Linked DNA regions of Homo sapiens: region 2 is linked to region 1. A link is a loop called in an ENCODE intact Hi-C map of the cell type or tissue named here. Cell type or tissue: PC-3. All regions are shown on one strand. Links, peaks and the distances in the headings refer to the core of each region. The heading gives the core; the rest is flanking DNA. Region 1 overlaps SLC12A2 (solute carrier family 12 member 2). Region 2 overlaps CCDC192 (coiled-coil domain containing 192).

Region 1 (2,921 bases), core at 274-2,773:
GAAATGGCATAGAGCAAGCTGGTCCAACCCGTGGACTACATATGGCCCAGGATGGCTTTGAATGCGGCCTAACACAAATTCGTAAATTTTCTTAAAACATTATGAGCTATTTTTGTGAGTTTTTTTTTTAAGCTGATCAGCTATCATTAGTGTTAGTGTATTCTGTGTGTGGCTCAAGACAATTCTTCTTCCAGTGTGGCCCAGAGAAGCCAAAAGATTGGACACCCCTGACATAGAGCAATTGGAAATCTTTGAACTGCTGTGGTAATGTAGATTGGACAACAACGCTGTCCAAAATAGGAAAGCAACCTGGCAAAATGTCCTGCAAATTTGGTTTGAATATTCTAGGACACTCTCTTCTTAGGTGTGCATCTCACAGGAACTTTTGCACGTGTGAAGAAGGCTATATGAAACTTCAGGCCGGGCACAGTGGCTCACTCCTGTAATCTTAGCACTTTGGGAGACTGTGACAGGTGGATCACCTGAGGTCAGGAGTTCAAGACCAGCCTGGCCAACATGGTGAAACCCTGTCTCTACTAAAAATACAAAAGTTAGTCAGTTGTGGTGGCACGCACCTGTAATCTCAGCTACCTGGGAGGCTGAGGCAGGAGAATCACTTGAACCCCTGAGGCAGAGGTTGCAGTGAGCCAAGATCATGCCACCGCACTCCAGTTTGGGCGATAGAGCGAGACCCCATCTCAAAAAAAAAAAGAAACTTCATGGCAACGTCATTTGTAATAGTGAAAAAGAATCGGAAGTAACAACCATCAATCACAGAAATGAAAATGTAGTACAAATGTATGGTAGAATTCTATACAGTGGTGAAGAGGAGCTATATATATCAACATGGATACACCTCAGAAACAGTGCTTAGGAAAAATAGCAAGTTTTAAAAAGTATATGAACAATATGAAGATTTAAATATTTTAAAAATGTAGTAAATTTTATATGTATGCATTTCTAAGTAATAGAATACATAGTAAAAATGCAAAGAGAACATGAAGATACAGTGGAGGCTTTACTGTGTTTCTCATGTTTCTTAACGGCGCGGTAGATACATGAATGTTTATTATTTATACTTTATTTTTGTATGTGAAATATTGAAATATTTTAGGTAGAATGCTACACTGGGTCATATGGTTATTTCTAGTAGGTAAATCTTGCTTCCTTTATATAATTTATAGGAACATTCTGATAGCCAATTTATACAAACAATAAATTTTAGGAAGGAAATGAATGAAAAATTTTCCTTAGAGCAGTGGTCATTAAACTTCAGCATGCGTCAGAATCATCTAGTAGACTTGTTAAAACACAGATTGTTAGGCCCCACCCCAGAATGAATCAGATCTGGGGTGAGGGCCCAGCGTTTGCACTTCCAACAGAGTTTGAGGTGATGCTGCTGATTCAGTTCAGGGACTATACTTTAAGAATCACTGCTCTAGAAAGTCTCTGTGGTGTAAATGATTCTTCTGTAAATTTGGCAGGAGCTAGAATTCATCCTCCAGATTACTTTCATCCACCTAATATATTCACTGCAGTGGACCATGACAACTCTATCAGTGTGGGGCAAAGTTTTAGGATAAATAGAAGAGTATTGTTTTGAGAAAAATACTTAGGAGACTGACTTTCTAGCAGAGCTGTCTGAGGAACTATATGAAATATTATTACAAATAGGTGCCGGTTGCCTCTGTACAACTAGTAACTGAAATTTTTAGTGTGAATTGCTGCTGAGAGTATTTCTCTTTCCTTTCTACCTTTGGGAAACCTGTTACACAAAGTGTCAAATGTCTTTTAGTTGTTTATTACCTTTGGCAAAAGAATTTTGTACATTAATTTGTTTGTACAGTGACTTTTTGTATAGTTGTAGAGATGCTGTTTTTAGATGTTATTTGTTTTACTGGACTTACCCTCAATTTTTCCCTGTCCCCTCATCTTTCTAGTTACTAATTATAATCTTAAGCATCTATTTATCATTAAACTAGCAATTAAGTATCTAGCTTCCACAACAAAACTGTTTTGTTTTTTTTTTTTTTTTTGGAGACAGAATCTCACTCTGTCTCCCAGGTTGGAGTGCAGTAGCTGTAGCTGACTGCAGCCTTGACCTCCTGGGCTCAAGTGATCCTCCCACCTCAGCCTCCTGAGTAGCTGGGACCATAGGCGTGCGCTACCATGGCTGGCTAGTTTTTGTATTTTTTGTAGAGATGAGGTTTCACCATGTTGCTCAGGCTGGTCTTGAACTCTGAGCTTGAACAATCCTCCTACCTCAGCCTCTCAAAGTGCTGGGATTATCGGCATGAGCATCCATGCCCAGCCTAAGACTTCACTATTTTAAAAAAGAGACAATCTTATCAATAAATAGCTTGCTTAGAGACCTCTTTGAGCAAAGGACATTAGCATTGCTAATTTTCTTGTTTTGTATATTTGTATTTCCTTTTCCCTTTAAATTTTTTGTAAGGCAATAGCCACCTGATTGTCAACTCAATTTTAAACCTTCATATTTAAATAGCAAAACTAAATACGTTTTTTTGGTCAGCAAATTTTGGCTTAAGATGCACAGAAAACATTGTTAAAGATTTGAAGAAATAACACAGTGGGAATGTTTGAAATTCGTGCAATAAGCTTCAGATGACTGCATTTTGCTAAATAGATTTCAATTATGTAATCCATGAAGAACTCATTTCCGATCACTTAGTAAAGAAGTATGTTCCAGAGAAAACATATTTTCAGTAGCTAATTACTCCACTGATAAACATATTGTTATTTGGACACTGAAAACATAACCTTTGACTGAATAGCTACTTTGATTGGAATTTGCAAAGGATTTAGGGATGAGAGTGATAGATGTGAAGTTTCAGTCATTCAAGGGAAAGTTATTGCAGTAACAAAATTGAAAATGTAAGTATACAGAGTACAGCAAGTTG
Region 2 (2,921 bases), core at 164-2,663, 290 kb before region 1:
CGGTGCAAAAATATATATATATAATCGCAAGGTCTCTAATTCTTATTAGTTTCATTTTTTTCAATATTATTTACTGTATAATGACAATTTTGTTTCTTGGATATTTTGATAGGGCAAAATTTAAATAATACTGAGGGACTAGAACTCTAATGGCTTGGGATAGGGAAGAAAACATTAAATCTTACCCTTTTTTTGCCCATTATTCTCTTTATTTTTGTGGATTTTTTTTTTAAACTACCTGTATAGAAAAACATGGGTATTTATGAACAGATGCAAATTTAAAATTTAAATAAAGCCAGTCATTGTAAGATCCATTATGGATCAAAACAGTGATTTTCTTTTGGAGCTACATGTTGCTTCTCTTATTTGGTGGGGAAACTAAGTCAGTCGACTGACATCTAGCACTAAGATCCTAAATCAAATATTTGCACATTCTTGCTCTTCCACAGGCCCCTTGCAGCCTCACCCACATTCAATAGTCCGGGAGGTTGTCAAGGCCATTGTTGTCCCAGAATAATATTAACTGGCATTCTCAGAAATCTGGTCACCTTGGCCTCTGAATTCACTTCAGAATAAAGTGTGAAAAGATGTCCAGTAACTTTAATACACAATGACCCCTATTTAATCACAGGACAATGAGGGCTGGCCCACCCCCCCACACACATATTTCTGGACCTAGAACACCACCACTCCCCTGATTATCTTGTAAAATGTTTGTTTTGGGTTCTCAGACCTCTGTTTGCAAATGAAAGATGCTCCAGTCATAACAGCTTAAGGAGAAAGGGTGATTTACCGGCACATGTAAACAAACCAAGAGAGAGCATTGCACTAGCCTTGGAGTAAGATGGATTCCAGTCTAAAGTACCATCAGGAAACACTGTGTCACTCATCTCTGCTTCTCTCTAAAGATGGATTCCAGTCTAAAGTACCATCAGGAAACGGTGTCACTCACCTCTGCTTCTCTCTGCATTGAGACTTGATTCTCTCAGGCTAGACTTCAGAAGAGAATGGAAATATGGCCACAAGCAGCTATGGGCTGCCCTCCTTATCATATAATCTCCAGGGAAGAAAGAAAGCATTTTTCCACTAACTCTAGTTGGAAAGTGCAAGAAAGAACTCAGTCCTAGCTTAGGTTGGGTACCCATCTGTGGATATGAACCAATCTTTGTGGCCAGGGCTGAGGAAATAAGGTTGAACAAACTGTGGTCATGTCCCCACCACTGGGTGGCAGGGTAGAGGGAGTAAATGTGGGGAAGGAGAATGCTCCAGCTGGCAGCTCCTACGAAAAGCACAGAGCTGGATTAGGAGAAATCCACTTTCTTAAAGGAATATCTCATTACTGGAAAGGAGTGATAGGCAAAACCAATATCTCCTAGCCAGGCATGGTGATGCATCCCTGTAATCCCAGCTACTTGGGAGGCTGAGGCATGAGAATTGCTTGAACCTGGGAGGCAGAGGTTGCAGTGAGCTGAGATCGTGCCACTGCACTCCAGTCTTGGTGAAAGAGCAAGACTCTGTCTCAAAAAATAAAATGAAATTGCCTTGGCGATGCGGGCTCTTTTTTGGTTCCATATGAACTTTAAAGTAGTTTTTTCCAATTCTGTGAAGAAAGTCATTGGTAGCTTGATGGGGATGGCATTGAATCTGTAAATTACCTTGGGCAGTATGGCCATTTTCATGATATTGATTCTTCCTACCCATGAGCATGGAATGTTCTTCCATTTGTTTGTATCCTCTTTTATTTCCTTGAGCAGTGGTTTGTAGTTCTCCTTGAAGAGGTCCTTCACATCCCTTGTAAGTAGGATTCCTAGGTATTTTATTCTCTTTGAAGCAATTGTGAATGGGAGTTCACTCATGATTTGGCTCTCTGTTTGTCTGTTGTTGGTGTATAAGAATGCTTGTGATTTTTGTACATTGATTTTGTATCCTGAGACTTTGCTGAAGTTGCTTATCAGCTTAAGGAGATTTTGGGCTGAGACAATGGGGTTTTCTAGAGCAATCCTAAGCCAAAAGAACAAAGCTGGAGGCATCACACTACCTGACTTCAAACTATACTACAAGGCTACAGTAACCAAAACAGCATGGTACTGGTACCAAAACAGAGATATAGATCAATGGAACAGAACAGAGCCCTCAGAAGTAACACCGCATATCTACAACTATCTGATCTTTGACAAACCTGAGAAAAACAAGCAATGGGGAAAGGATTCCCTATTTAATAAATGGTGCTGGGAAAACTGGCTAGCCATATGTAGAAAGCTGAAACTGGATCCCTTCCTTACACCTTATACAAAAATCAATTCAAGATGGATTAAAGACTTAAACATTAGACCTAAAACCATAAAAACCCTAGAAGAAAACCTAGGCATTACCATTCAGGACATAGGCACGGGCAAGGACTTCATGTCTAAAACACCAAAAGCAATGGCAACAAAAGACAAAATTGACAAATGGGATCTAATTAAACTAAAGAGCTTCTGCACAGCAAAAGAAACTACCATCAGAGTGAACAGGCAACCTACAAAATGGGAGAAAATTTTCGCAACCTACTCATCTGACAAAGGGCTAATATCCAGAATCTACAATGAACTCAAACAAATTTACAAGAAAAAAACAAACAACCCCATCAAAAAGTGGGCGAAGGACATGAACAGACACTTCTCAAAAGAAGACATTTATGCAGCCAAAAAACACATGAAAAAATGCTCATCATCACTGGCCATCAGAGAAATGCAAATCAAAACCACAATGAGATACCATCTCACACCAGTTAGAATGGCTATCATTAAAAAGTCAGGAAACAACAGGTGCTGGAGAGGATGTGGAGAAATAGGAACACATTTACACTGTTGGTGGGACTGTAAACTAGTTCAACCATTGTGGAAGTCAGTGTGGCGATTCCTCAGGGATCTAGAACTGGA

Evidence for each region. A loop is a pair of places that touch in the nucleus more often than their neighbours do. Peaks named below come from ENCODE experiments on the same cell type or tissue, not always from the same donor. Only the 100,000 strongest peaks of a DNase experiment are listed, where the experiment ranks them.
Region 2: it touches region 1 in a loop (2.7-fold over the local background); 3 of 110 quality-filtered maps call a loop at or near these places.

What each region holds. Positions count from the first base shown.
Region 1 is chr5:128,162,829-128,165,749 of GRCh38, forward strand. All of the region lies in intron 17 of SLC12A2 (solute carrier family 12 member 2), which reads left to right. Among named protein-coding and RNA genes, the nearest start is that of SLC12A2, 81 kb to the left of the region's middle. In PC-3, for the core only: no CTCF peak of the experiment used is centred there; a DNase peak (open chromatin) is centred at 1,343; H3K27ac peaks cover 1,574 bases.
Region 2 is chr5:127,877,135-127,880,055 of GRCh38, forward strand. All of the region lies in intron 6 of CCDC192 (coiled-coil domain containing 192), which reads left to right. Among named protein-coding and RNA genes, the nearest start is that of CCDC192, 180 kb to the left of the region's middle. In PC-3, for the core only: a CTCF peak has its summit at 1,221 (motif pointing right); a DNase peak (open chromatin) is centred at 1,227.